Linked DNA regions of Homo sapiens: region 1 is linked to region 2. The links are chromatin contacts, found by Hi-C or POLR2A ChIA-PET in ENCODE. All regions are on one chromosome and are shown on one strand. Each heading gives the region's core, a stretch centred on a gene start or an enhancer-like site at or near the end of the contact. The rest is flanking DNA. Distances are from core to core; before and after follow the strand shown. Region 1 holds the start of FLVCR1-DT (FLVCR1 divergent transcript). Region 2 holds the start of LAMB3 (laminin subunit beta 3).

The links. Hi-C counts contacts between places; a loop is a spot of excess contacts on that map. ChIA-PET counts read pairs that join two places held with the same protein, here RNA polymerase II (POLR2A).
Region 1: a loop to region 2 is called in a map of Caco-2, with 11 times the contacts of the local background. The contact joins the promoter of FLVCR1-DT here to the promoter of LAMB3 in region 2. A Hi-C loop is called at or near these places in 1 of 168 maps with a recorded cell type or tissue (Caco-2). POLR2A ChIA-PET finds 5 or more read pairs at or near these places in 1 of 52 experiments (activated CD8-positive, alpha-beta memory T cell).

The regions. Positions count from the first base shown.
Region 1 is chr1:212,852,932-212,859,387 of GRCh38, reverse strand. FLVCR1-DT (FLVCR1 divergent transcript) reads left to right here and starts at 1,250. Exons shown (of 2, transcript NR_027286.1): 1 at 1,250-1,622; 2 at 2,470-2,784. FLVCR1 (FLVCR choline and heme transporter 1) reads right to left here and starts at 1,113. Exons shown (of 10, transcript NM_014053.4): 1 at 198-1,113. The coding sequence starts at 935. It also overlaps the pseudogene RPS28P2. RefSeq lists silencers at 663-872, 953-1,012.
Region 2 is chr1:209,651,175-209,658,472 of GRCh38, reverse strand. LAMB3 (laminin subunit beta 3) reads left to right here and starts at 6,048. Exons shown (of 23, transcript NM_000228.3): 1 at 6,048-6,104. RefSeq lists enhancers at 1,048-1,117, 578-1,777, 5,347-6,546.

The DNA of each region.
Region 1 (6,456 bases), core at 1-2,500, 3.2 Mb before region 2:
TTGGAAAATTTTGTCCTTACAAAGAAATTTATAGCCCACTTCAATCCAAGACGGCCTCCTATTCAACGGCTTCATCTCCTCTTTTATAGACAAATACCTCCTGGGGCAGTTCATCCATACAGGCCATAGTTCTCACGGCCTATGACTTTTTCCGGTCTTTTAAGGATCTGACTTTCACCTACCACTCCAGTACTTACCTGATTGCCCAGCACGGCGGTGGCACAAGCTGTGGACACCTCTTTGGGCCCAAACCACACTGAGGCGATGCGGGAGGGCAAGCCCAGGATGAACACCTGGGCCACCGAGCACAAGCACTGGCCCAACATGGTGACCCAGAAGAGATGCTGCTGCACACTGCCGCACTTGATCCAGGCACCCAGGCAGTTGAGGCCGGAGCCCAGCAGGGCGGTGAGCCGCAGGCCTCTGGTGTCCAGCAGCCAGGTGGCCGGGAAGATGAGGGGCACGTAGGCCAGCATGTACACCATGGACAGCCAGTCGATGTGCAGCAAGGTGACACCGTAGAAGCCCTCGAAGACGTTGCTAATGATGCTGTACTGGATCCACTGAAAGGCGTTGACCAGCGAGTACAGGCTGAAGATCAGGAGCACCACGAAGCGCCGCGGGGAGAGCGCCGTAAGGGGCAGCGGGCTGCTCTCGGCCCCCGGGGTCTCAGCTCCCGCGCCCGCAGGCAGCAGCCGGGCCTGGGTCTCCTCTTCTGGGGCCAGTGGAGTCTGAGGCCCGCCCAGAACTCCCGAGGCGGCAGCGAGGCTGTCCCGGGGGGCCCCATTCACCGGGAAGGTGCCCGCTTTGGGCCCGTTCTGCAGCTCCACGCTCTCCTTCCCAACGGGCGCGCCCCTCGGCAACGGGAGGTATCCTTTCGCGAGCGGGTGTCCGGGCGCCACCGCCGCCCCCTCCTCATCGTCTGGCCGCGCCATATCCCAGGCTCCCCGGCGCCACCTCGCTCCCCCGCCCCACTCCCCGACTCCGCTCTCCCGGCCCACAGCCCGAGGTCCTCCTGGGGCCCCACCTCCAACCCCTCGGCCCACCGCTCCTTCCCCGGTGGCGCGCGCCGCGAACCGCAATCCGCGCTACCGCGTGAACAGATGAAGGTCTCCTCCCCCGCGCCGCGCGGCAGTCACCCCTTGTCTGGTCCCGCCCCTAGAGTCGCGCGTCCTGCATGACTACGGCCCTCCGGCCAATCAGCGTGCGCCTTTGTCCGGCGCGAGAGCCAGTCGGGGAGCTACCGGGCGAGAACTTCGGGAGGCGGGGGAGGAAAGCGGCCGGCGAGCGCTGGCTGACATTTTCCTGCCCGGAAGGATGCATGGCCCGGGGTCTCCTGCACCTGAGGGTGGGCGGGAGGCGGCCCCGCGGGTTGTGTTGCTGGAAAAAGGGGTCTCGATCCAGACCCCAAGAGAGGGTTCTTGGGTCTACTTCAGGGAAGAATTGGAGGCGAGTCACAGAGCGCAGTGAAGGAAGCAAGTTTATTGGAATCTACTCCGTTAGAGAGTGCAAGTCCTCAGACTGCAGGAGGAGGAACTCCCGTCCTTCGGTAGTGTCACTACTTAGAGGCAGCTGTGAGGAGCTGTGATTAATCGTGGAATGTGCTGATGTGCCCACTAAAGGTAGGGGCTGTTGGTGCACTAATGACCATTAATCCTTCAACCTAAGCCTGCGCATTGACGTTATCTCTGAGTAGAGGGCTGGGCCGGGCTCGGTGGCCACGTCTGTAATCCCAGCACTGTGGGAGGCCGGACAGGAGTCTCCCTTGAGCCCAGGAGTTCGAGACCAGCCTGGGCAACATACTGAGATGCCATCTATTTAAAAAAAAAAAAAAAAAAAAAAAAGCCAGTAGCCAGGCGTGGTGGTGCATGCCTGTAGTCCCAGCTACTCAGGAGGCTGAGGCAGGAGAACTACTTGAACCTGGGAGGCGGAGGTTGCAGTGAGCTGAGATCGCACCACACTGCCCTCCAGCCTAGCCTGGGCGACAAAGTGAGACCTTGTCTAAAAAAAAAAAAAAAACTCAGGACATCTGGACAATTCCGCAGACTTGGTGGGAGATGTCCTGTATGGCCATAAATATTGTGTAATTATAATTGTTGGTCAGCTTAGAATGCGGCTATTTTCAGACCTTTAGCATTAACCTTATAGGTGCCTTGTGAGTGCCTAGTTACTCACTTTAACATGCAGTCGCTCTAGCCATGTTTTATTAAACCAGATGCCTGGTAAGCAGTGGCTCCTCTAACAAGTGGGCAGCTTGGAACTGGGAACGAGAGAGCCACCGAAACAGAATGAGGGAGACAAAGAAGTGGGCATCACCCTTAACTCCACAAGGGCTTCCCAAGGGCGCTGTACCGTACGCAGGCCCAGGACGAACTTTATTTCTCGCCCCAGCATCGCTGTCCTTGTCGGTGAGACCCTGGCTTTAGGGCAGACAGGACCACGTTTCATAAGTTCATGCTGTCCCAGCAGAGGAATAACGCCAGAAAGTGTTCCAGTACAACCAGAGAAAGAGAGTCCATGAGAAATCTGCCCTTGTGAAGTTGGAATCCCCTCAACCTCACCCCGCTGACTTGAATGAAGCGACTGAGACGGGCTATGATGGAGCAGATCCGGTTGCTCGACCTTCTCCCTTGCACCAACACATGTAGTTAATAGTTACTGGACATGCATATTCAGTGGGTTCCAGGTACCAAACTTGTATTGAATGGTATGTGCCAGACACCGTCTTGAGATCTGGAGAATAAAAAAATAAAAAAATAAAAACGAGACATCCAGAGCACAGTAGCCTTGCGGTCTTCCTGGAACTAGAGAAAATTCAGCCCTTCTGCTCCTTGGGAAGCTATGTTTGGGAAAAAAAAAAAAAGAGAGAGAGAGAGACTCCAAAGAGTTTGTTATTAAATTTAAGTTCAAACTAGGTGTATATAGTACAAAAGTTCTTACCATGCATTTAATCTTAAAATGTGCTGATATCTAGAACCCTAAAACCCTGCACTTTTTTATTGCCTCTTACATTATTATTTTGGTCATGTATGAAATATATCAGGCATCTCTCGGTACAGGTGAAATGCTACATGTTCTAAACTAAGGAATAAGTGCATTATTATAATGTCTTCCTTGGCCAAACTGTATAAATCCCCCCCTCCGCCCGCCCCGGCCAACATCCCTTCCCTGCTTTTTTTTTTCTTTCTTTCCTAGTGCTTACCTTCACCTAAAATGTCCTATATTTTTACTTTTTTTTTCTGGTTATTTTCTTTCTTTCTTTTTTTTTTTGACAGTCTTGCTCTGTCACCCAGGCTGGAGTGCAGTGGCGCGATCTCGGCTCACTGCAACCTCCACCTCCCAGGTTCAAGCGATTCTTCTGCCTCAGCCTCCCGAGTAACTGGAACTACAGGCCCGCGCCATCATGCCTGGCTAATTTTTGTATTTTTCTTTAGTGGAGACAGGGTTTCACCATATTGGCCAGGCTGGTCTTGAACTCCTGACCTCGTGATCCGCCCGCCTCAGCCTCGCAAAGTGCTGGGATTACAGGCCTGAGCCACCGAGCCTGGCCTCTTTCTTTCTTTTCTTTCTTTCTCTCTCTCTTTCTTTCCTTCTCTCTCTCTCTCTCGGCTGACCACCAAGCCTGAGTACTTTTTGTATTTTTTGTAGAGATGGGGTTTTGCCACATTGCTCAGACTGGTCTCAACTGATCAGCTCACTTCGGCCTCCCAAAGTGCTAGGATTACAGGCATGAGCCATTGTGCTGGGCCTTTTTCTGGTTATTTTCTCCCTGCCCACTAGAATGTGAGTTCCATAAGGGCAGGGCTGAAAGTTTTGTTGCTTTTTGCTACCGCTACTATTTTTCAAGAATTTGTAACCAGTGTACTTTGTGCGAGTACCTAGCACATAGTAGCTGTTCAATAAATATTTACTGAGTACAGCTAATGAATACTGAATTACCGTGAATATTTTAAATAATTACTTGCTTTGTAAAGAAATCTATTTCTTCTCTCTGCCCAACTGCTGCTGCATCGCCATCACAGACACCAGCCATGTGCAGCCTATCTAGCTAGCCAGGGTCACCAAGGTCCTGGGCAGAACCAGCTCTCAGGGACAGTGCATGCGGGAATTTATGGAAGACACAAGCCACTCCATCATCCACAGTGTAAAAGACCCCATGCGCAAGGGCTATGTGCTCACCCTGTTGGAGTCAGAGCGAGAGGCCTGGAGGTTGCACTGAGCTTGGCTGCTCACTGGGTCTTGGATGTTGGGTTCGACCACTTGGTCCATGAGAATGCTGTGCCATGATCTGCTCCTTTATTTTATTTGCCAGCCGCACAGGAATTGAGATATGCATTTAAATAAAGTGTTTGTGTGCCAAATTAGAAAGAAAAGAAAGGAAAGAGACAAAGAAAGAAGAGAGAGAGAAAGAAAGAAAGAGAGAAAAAGAAAGGAAGGAAGGAAAAAAGGAGGGAGGAGAGAAGGAAGGAAATCTTTTTTTAAATTATTATTATTATTTTTTTTTTTTTTTTGAGACGGAGTTTCGCTCTTGTCACCCAGGCTGGAGTGCAGTGATGCGATCTCGGCTCACTGCAACCTCTGTTTCCGGGGTTCAAGCGATTCTCCCTCCTCAGCCTCTCAAGTAGCTGGGATTAAGGCGCCCACCACCACGTGAAATCTGTTTCTTAAAAAAAAAAAATCTTGGCCAGGTGCAGTGGCTTACGCCTGTAATCCCAGCACTTTAGGAGGCCGAGGCGGGTGGATCACGAGGTCAGGAGATCAAGACCATCCTGGCTAACACGGTGAAGCCCATCTCTACTAAAAATACAAAATATTAGCCGGGCATGGTGGTGGGCGCCTGTAGTCCCAGCTACTCGAGAGGCTGAGGCAGGAGAATAGCGTAAACCCAGGAGGTGGAGCTTGCAGTGAGCCGAGATCGCGCCACTGCACTCCAGCCTGGGCGATAGAGCGAGACTCCGTCTCAGAAAAAAACAAAAACAAAAACAAAAACAAAAAAAGTCTTGCAAACTTCCAGAAGGAAGGGAAGGAGGGAGTGAAATCTATTTCTTTCTCTTTTCCTTTTTCTTTTTTTGACACAGAGCTTTGCCCTTGGAGTCCAGGCTGGAGTGCAATGATGAAATCTCAGCTGACTGCAACTTCTGCCTCCCGGGTTCAAGTGATTCTCCTGCCTCAGCCTCCCAAGTAACTGAGATTACAGGTGCCCACACCCGGGTAATTTTTGTATTTTTAGTAGAGACAGGGTTTCTCCATGTCGGTCAGGCTGGTCTCGAACTCCTGACCTCAGGTGATCCACCTACCTCAGCCTCCCAAAGTGCTGGGGTTACAGGCATGAGCCACCGTGCCCGGCCACCATTCTAATTTCTTAATCTTGTCTTCTTTCTCTGGCTTCAGTGGTAGATATTTATTAACCAGTTTAAACATGAGTCATTATTTATATCAAATGTTTGGATGTATAACGTAAAATGAACCTTAATCTCTGTCAAAAAAGATACTACTGGGAGCATCGTTTGGCTGGGAGTCAAGATGAGATTGAGCTACTTTATGGGTGTGGAATGCCAAGTCAGAGAGATTTGAATAAGTAACACTTCAGCAATATGAGATCTGGACAGCATCCAGGAGCCAAGGTCCAAGATGCTAATAGGAGTGATGTAGCTGTCCCTGAACAAAGGTTTGCCACAGTTTACGAGCCTCAGAGGTTAAGATGCAAACCAGAACAATGCTATTGGATGTGCAATCCATGATGTTTCATGGGGAGGTGGGTAGATTTGGGCAACCTTGCCTTCAGTTTACTCCTACTAGCATCAGGCTCTGTCCACCTGATCAGCAGAGGCTATATGGTTCTATTTTGTGAAAAGATCAAGTTGGAAATGGAGGAGTAGAGGAGAAGGTTGGAAATCAGAATCCTCCCACATGTATTCTTCCCTCCATTGAGACATTTTATTTGTATATATTTATTCCTGAAAAAAAAAAAAAAAAAAGAGTCCCAGGATTTTTTCTCCTGTGTTTTTGTCTTGTTTCTTCTCGGTCCATGATGCCAGTTGAGGTCATCAGTACAGCGAAACCAAACTGGTGAGATGGGAACAAATTATTCTGTCACTTTTCTAGATCTTTTTATTTATTTTTTTATTTATTTTTTGAGATGGAGTCTCGCTCTTGTTGCCCAGTCTGGAGTGCAATGGCGAGCCTGGGTTCAAGACCAGCCTGGGTAACATGGCGAAACCCCTTCTCTACCAAAAAAATACAGTATTTAGCTGGGCCTGGTGCATGCCTGTAGTCCCAGCTACCTGAGAGGCTGAGGTGGGAAGATCGCTTGAGCCCAGGAGGTCAAGGCTGCAATGGGCTGAGATCACGCCACTCCAGCCTAGGCAACAGAGTGAGGCCTTGTCAAAAAAAAAAAAGAGAGAGAGAGAGATACAAGCCTTCAGAGACCCTCATATTAACTTCATGGTAAATCTG
Region 2 (7,298 bases), core at 4,799-7,298:
ACCCTGGCTGCACATTAGAATCATCTAGGGAGCTTGAAAAACATATGTCTCTGCCCGTCTGCCAGTGAATAATTCTCTGGGTGAGGCCTGGTCTTGGTATGTGATATATTATGTTCTCCAAGTAATTCTGAGGGGCAGCCTGAGTAAGAACCATTAGAATCTAATACCTTTAATTATAAATAATGAAACAGAGGTTCAGAGAGGATTTTGCCCAAGTTTACAATTCTATTGAGTAGCAGAGCAGAGCTACGGTCAAGTCCATACACATACCCCGGTGTAGCCACAGGCGCTGTGGGCAGGTGCTGATTAAAAGCCCTTAGGTGGTGTTGATTCCAGACAAGAAGCCAGACGCACCCATTCTCTCTTCCCCATCAAACCACAAGGTGCTTATTTCTCCATACTCAGCCATCAAATGCCAATTTAAACTAATGCCAATTTAAACTACGTGTTAGGACACTTAGTTTGTCTGTCTAGTAGCCCTTTCAGGGATCATATTTAGAATTTGAAAGTCCTGTGGGGCAGCCCTGTGAGAGCTTCAAGAGCAGATTTCAGGACACAAAAGCCCCAGCTCGCTCTCAGCCATTGCTTTCCCTTCTTCTTCCCCAGAAGCTCCCGACCTGTCAGACCCACCATGCCACGTGGCTATGTGCCCCTTCAGACAGCTGTATGTCTCTCTCCTCTCATGGAGGCTGGACCATGGCCACATGGCCAACTACACATGGCAAATGTTATCCAAAGGTCATAAAGGTCGGACTTAGATCCCAATAACCTAATCCCCAGAGGTCAATGACCAAATAGAATCACAGAATAGAGACAGAGGTGACTGGGGTTAGAGGAGGGGGTGTGGCGATGGGCCAGCCTGTCTGCCAGAGGAATGTCAGGAAATATGGGAGGGGATGGAGGTGGTAAGAATGAAAAGATTCTTCTGTCTTCTCTGGGAGCCAGCCAGCCATGGGCCAGCATATGGCTCCACCAGGCTGTAGGCTGTACTGGGCTGTACCCCTCAGGAGGGCTGGGCCATTTGGAGGGCACACTGGGAGACAGAGCAGAAGGAGCTGTAGCCTGTGAGGTGGCCCAGGCTCTTGACCTCAGGGCAGGGGATCTCCTTCCTTTGGCAAAGGGGAAGTTGTGTCATCCTCTCGTCACGTCCTCTGCTTCACCTTGTCAGCTCACCAGAATGTTGCGGTCACCTTCTGTCCACGCCTCCTGGCGTGCTCCTGTCCTTAGTCAGAGCCACCCCTGTTGGTATGAAGGAGGAAACCCTGCTGGTATGTGCTGGAGCCTCTGAGATGGAAGAACTGGAGGCCAGCACCTTCTCCATCTGTGCCCATAGAAGAGAGGTTGTCAATAAGGAAAACAAATAAGGAGGTAGCACCTGGTGGGGTTTGTTCTAGATGTCTCTACAGCATCAGTGTCACTCCTGGAGCCCCTAGACAGTATCAGTGCTCCTAGGTTTGGAACAAGGGCACAAAGAGGAGGTTTTTTGTTGTTGTTGTTGTTTTAAGACAGGGTCTCACTCTGTTGCCCAGGCAGGAGTGCAGTGGCCCAATCTCGGCTCACTGCAACCTCCATCTCCTGGGTTCAAGCGATTCTCCTGCCTCAGCCTCCCGAGTAGCTGGGATTATAGGCACCCACAACCATGCCCAGCTAATTTTTGTATTTTTAGTAGAGACGGGGTTACACCACGTTGGCCAGGCTGGTTTCGAACTCCTGACCTCAAGTTATCCAACCACCTTGGCCTCCCAAAGTACTGGGATTACAGGCGTGAGCTACGGCGCCTGGCCAACAAAGAGGAGTTTTTAGACATTGGGAGACATGAGGTCCAGAGTCTGGTGAACTCTGGCCAAGGATTAGCCAGGGTGCACTCTGGGAGTTCAGGTGATATGGCCCATCTTTGGCCCTGTGTAATGGTTAAGAATATGCGTGCTGGAGCAAAATGGCATGGGCTCAAATCCCCAGTTACTAGCCAAGGCCAAGTTATCGAAAATGTGCCTCATTTTCCTTGTCTGCAAGATAAAGATAATTGTCTATCCCCACAGAGTTGTGGTGGGTATTAAGTGAGTGGATACATGCAAAGGGCTCAGAACAGTGCCTGGGCACAGCAAGCACTCAGCAGATATCAGCTGTAGTGATTTTAGGCCGATTGCCTGATTGCTCCCAGTCCTCGGGCTCAAGCTGCATGCACAGTTGTCCACTGGGTAAACATTCAGGTTGGATAGGTGAGGGTGGGGAGAGGAGAAGGGCTATGGAAGAGTCACTCATGACAGGCGACTTCTGTCCTGCTTAGCCTCCCCTCTCCTGAGGCTGGGCTCCTATCTGTGCCTCCGTAACACACCAGGCCCACTTTCTCTCCCTGGTTCCTGGGGAGGCACAGAGAAGAGTGTGACCAGTTGTCTGGACAGCTGAGCAGTTGTGTTGTAGTGCAGGGCAACGCAAGCTTTAGTCACATGGCAAATCCCCAGGGCCGTTCCTGGAGTCCACCCTGTCCCACAGACGAGGACTCAGCCATGATTCACTGTATTCAGGTGTGGCCTGAGCTTGAGTCACCTGGTGCCCCTTCCTCCAACACCTGAGAGTCACAGCCTGGACCAGGTTCTCCTATGCCCCCTGAACCTCTTCTCTCTCCTTTTCTTCCTCCTTTTCTCCTTCCTTTGTTCCCTATCCCTTGATCTCTGATTGATCAGATCTTGGCTGATCTCCCTAGCGACTTGGACGGTTTGAGCCTGACAGATGGATAATAGACACAGTAGCTTATAATGCCACCCCCACACCCTGTCAGAGACATTGCCAGGAATGACTGAGAAGCAGGCAAAGAAGGAGACTGCCTCTGTCAATATGGTGACATTTCTGTAATTGGAGATAGGTGCCTCAAAAAAGACCTCCGCACTCTGGCTGATACAGGAATTTCCACTATTAGTAATCCATCCCAGTGCCCAAAGCCTGGATTGTCCCCTCTGAGAATGCAACTACACATCAACGGCACAGGGGATGCATTGAACTGTATCAATTGTTTGTACTTTAGTGTGGATCCATTCATTCCACAAGTATTGAGCACCTACTATGTGCCAGGCACTTGGAAAACAGTAGTGAATAAGATAGAAATCTCTGCCTTCTTGGATATTACATTCTAGTTGGGAAGAGACAGAAAATAAACATAAGCAGATAAATTATATAGTTGGTTAGAAGCTGGTACATGATGCCCCCCTACCAAATAAGTAAATAAATAACTCACCAAAATATAGGGTAGGTGGGGTTAGGAGTGTTAGGATGGGGGACAGGGATGGGGCAGGGAAGTTGGCTGTAATTTTAATAGTGTGTTTAGGATAGGCCTCATTGAGAAGTTAGGATCTGAACAAAGACTTTGAAAGAGGTCAGAGAGTTAGCTTTGTAGATATCCAGGGGCAAGACCGTTCCAGGCAGCAGAAGCAGCTGGAGCCAAAGCCCTAAGCCTGAGCTAAGACAGGGATAGAGGCCATTGTAGTAGAGGTGAAGAGTAATGGGAGGAAGGTGGTGTAGGGTCCCCTAGACTCTGAAAAAGCTCTGGCCTTGGCCCTGAGTGGGATAGGGGCATGTGAAGATTCTGAGCTCGGGGTGCATAACCTGCTGTGTTGGGACTTGACTGTATATCAGTGAGGAGGCTGTTGCAGACGTCCCAGGAAAAGAGGCTCAGGCCAGGAGGGAAGAAGTAGATTCTGATTATTATTGGAAGGCAGAGCTGACCGAATTTGCTGATGGAGTGATGAGGTTTGAAAGATACTGAAGTCTGGGATGACTTCACTAGCCACTTTCCTGAGCACACATTCTAATAAGTCAAGGCTCTAGGGCAGATAAGTGCTCTGTTGTAGGAGGATGGGCGCAGGGAGAGAGGAAAGGTGTGCACACAGGGGAGGCTGAGGGGCTCCAGCCACAGTACCACACCCCTTTAATCTTAGCTGGACCCTGATCTGGCCTCAGGCTCTATTTTAGGCTACTTGACTGAACAAATTGGGTTCTGAAGCTCCAGAGCTTGTGCCTGGAGCCCTGGAGTTCTTGGGGGACTGGATCCCCACTTGGAAATGATCAGTGTCCCTCAGGAGTGAGGCTGGCTGGGCTGCTCTTGGGGGTCTGCATAAACAGCTTCCTGGACTTTGCCGGGAGTGTAGGGGAGAGCCAAGCACAGCAATTGGCATGTCCCTCCTGCGAAGCCAAACCACTCCAGGACCTGCCCAAGCCTGTGAAGTCTGAGACACCGAATGTGTATTTACCTGGGCTCATGGCCTCAGATAAAGGGAGGAGGAGGAGGATTTAAGGGGCCCCAGCTACTCATGGTGAGGCCCACCGCACACCTGCCCTGCCTTTTCTCCTCTGAGGATCTGGGATTGCAACACCTGCTCTCTTCTGCTGAGTTAATTATTAATGAGTTCTTTGTCACATCCTCTGGTGATGGGCAGAGGGCGAAAGTTTCATGAGCGCTCTGAGTTCAGGGAGTTGGGGAAGTGGAGAGAAAGAGACCACCAGGTGGGAGAACTGAAAACACAGGTGTGTCAGAGTCAGAGCTGACCTTTCTCGGTGGGGGACTTGAGGGAGGTCTCTCTGTGTTGAAGGGACACTGCTTCTACTGACCTTACTTGCTGAGTTGAGCTAGATTTCACTGGAATGCTTACAGGGGGCAAGACTCTAACATTTATTGGACTATCAATTATGCATCAACTTACATCAACAACTCACTGCCCACTTGCTAATTACACTATTTCTTCTGCCTACCTGAACTTATGCTTAATTCGAATCTGAGGGTTAGAAATGCCCAATTTAATCCACAAAATTCTACATTTCCCCCTTAAGGGTCTTCAAGCCAATTTCTTGGACATAACCCTCCAATGGTGGAGAACTTTCTGTTTAGGAGACACTAACAAAGTGGAATCGTAGTTAAGAAGCTCCTTTAAATAGTAGCTTTGAGGTCCTAGCATTCCAAAACGGTGCCAGTGCAGGCTCTCCAGGGCCAAGATATGGACTGGCTGACCCTCCAGGTTTCCCTAAAAGCTCTCTGACCCTAACCTGGGGGAAAGAGTGTCCTGTGAGACCAGCCTCTCAATTTGGACCTGCCACTTCCATTTACAGTGGCTGGAAGCCCAGGATCCCTGAGCAAGGAGCCCACAAAAGAAGCTGTGTTCTCAGGCCTGGCAGGAGGCCAGGGAAAGTCTGTTTTGACTTTGTCAGTCAAGCTATGCTTCAGCCTTTCCTTCCACCACTTGTGGTCAGGTCTGTTTTCTGGCCCTCCAGGCGGGCATTCCTGCCTAGGGAGGGAGGGGCTAGGAGACTAACCCTCCCCACAGGTGGGAGGAGTGACTCACAGGCAGCTACCTGTCCCAGGGCTCCCTGCCAACCCTGTGGAGGGAGCTGGAGGCGAGCCATTTAGTTACTCTGCTCATTTCTCTTAAGCTTTCCTTGGATGAGTTGAGCTTTGAATCCTTCCTGATGAACCTTGCCTTTTAAGGATCCTCCAAATGCCCCAAGAAGCTGGGATTTTTCATTTTTTTTTTCACTGGGGAGGGGAATGGTGCTTTCCAGGGTCCTGGATGTTTGAGTCTTCTCACCTTCCAGCCCGGTGATATGTCTGGAGCTTTAACTCTCTATATAAGCCCTAATCTTTGTGTTCTCTGCCTGATCTTCTGTCTGGGGTGGTCCAGGTCACAAGAAGAAGCTGACCCCTGCTGGCTTTGGGAAAATGCTGAGTTCATTGCCTGGCACAAATGCAAGGGCCCTTCCCCACCCTGTGAATTCTGGTCTCTGATGATCACTTACATGTGCCTTGTGCTTTCTGTTTGAGGGGCCCCTTGCAGCCCCCACAGGCAGGTGGGCATTGTGGAGCTCACTACAAGAACTCTGGGACGGACCGACCAACCCACTTGCCCAGTCCCGTCCTGGGAGGTGGGGGTGCAGTGACGACAGATGGGTGTGACGGCTGCCAGATTCCTGAGACCCGCCCTGCGGTGGGGCTACACCCAGCCAGGGAGTCTCCAGAGGTGAGGCTGTTGTTTAAAAACCTGGAGCCGGGAGGGGAGACCCCCACATTCAAGAGGAGCTTTCAGGCGATCTGGAGAAAGAACGGCAGAACACACAGCAAGGTATGTTACCTGTCTTTACCTGCCTGGTGCGGGCCGGATGCGGGAGGAGGACTGTATCTCTGGATGCCTGGGGCCTGGTTTCAGGGCCTGATTTATTCCTCTTCCTGGGAGCTCACTCAGGTGAGCTAGGTTAAAATGTCTGCTACAGTTTTGATTTCTTTTTCACATTTGATAAGCACCTCAGTGGCTTAGAAGAAAGCAGGTTCAGATCCGGGGTTGAGCACAAAAGAGAAGTGAGAAGGGTGGGCTGGCCTGGCTCAGAATGCCTACTTGCAGGGGGATTTTCAGTCAGGGGTGGGAAAGCTGAGAAAGCACTGGATGAAAGTCAGAAGATGGGTCTCTCTTAGGCCATCGTTAGCTGTGGGACCCCAGGCCACATGTTCCCTCCCTGGGCCCATGACTCTTTTAGGAGAGGGATTGGAAGGAATGATTTTGAAGCATTAGGATCTATAATTTAAAGATGCCAGAAATGTCCTCAATTTCCCCCCCCGCCCCTGCCTTGCCAAGCCCCCAGCCCTCCACCCCAGCCAAAAGAGTTTGTGGCTGTCATTGGAACAGAGTGAACATCCAATTCAAGGCAGAAGGGTCACTGCATGAGCAAGGGTGGGGCATGTTTCCACAAGGCAGGCCTGCCTCTGGGACCCCACGGTGGCTTTCGAGCATCCTTCCCCAGCCTCCTTCAGAATCCCTGCTTTGTGGCCTCCCAGCCCCACCCCTCTTGTCGAGCCCCAGCCCATCATTGAAGACATTTTGGGTTGCTTCCCTTTCAGAAGAAACCCTCACTCACTTGTTAAAGACAGCCATACATCTCTCCCTGTTGCATCCCAGAATTGTGGGCACAGAGCCTCAAACTCAAAGTGGCCCTGAATGGTATTGGAGGCCATGCCCGTGACAGGAGAAGGTTTGCCTCCAGGCCGTCAGCCACTCTGACTCATTCACTTTGGGCGGGGCTGGGTTGAGGCTGCTGGTCTAGGCCCTGAGAAAAGCCAGCCCTCTCTCTTGGGGCTGGAACTAGGTCTTGGCCCTTTCTACAGCTTTTCTCCTGCAAAGGGTCCAGCCTTTTCCTGCTCCCCACGTTGTCCTTACGGCTGTGTGGGGTAGGGCAGGGTCCACACTCCTTCCCATCCATTTTAGAGGAGGAAGCTGGAGTCTGGGAAGGGATGGGATTTTCCCAGGGCACCCTGTGAGTCACAT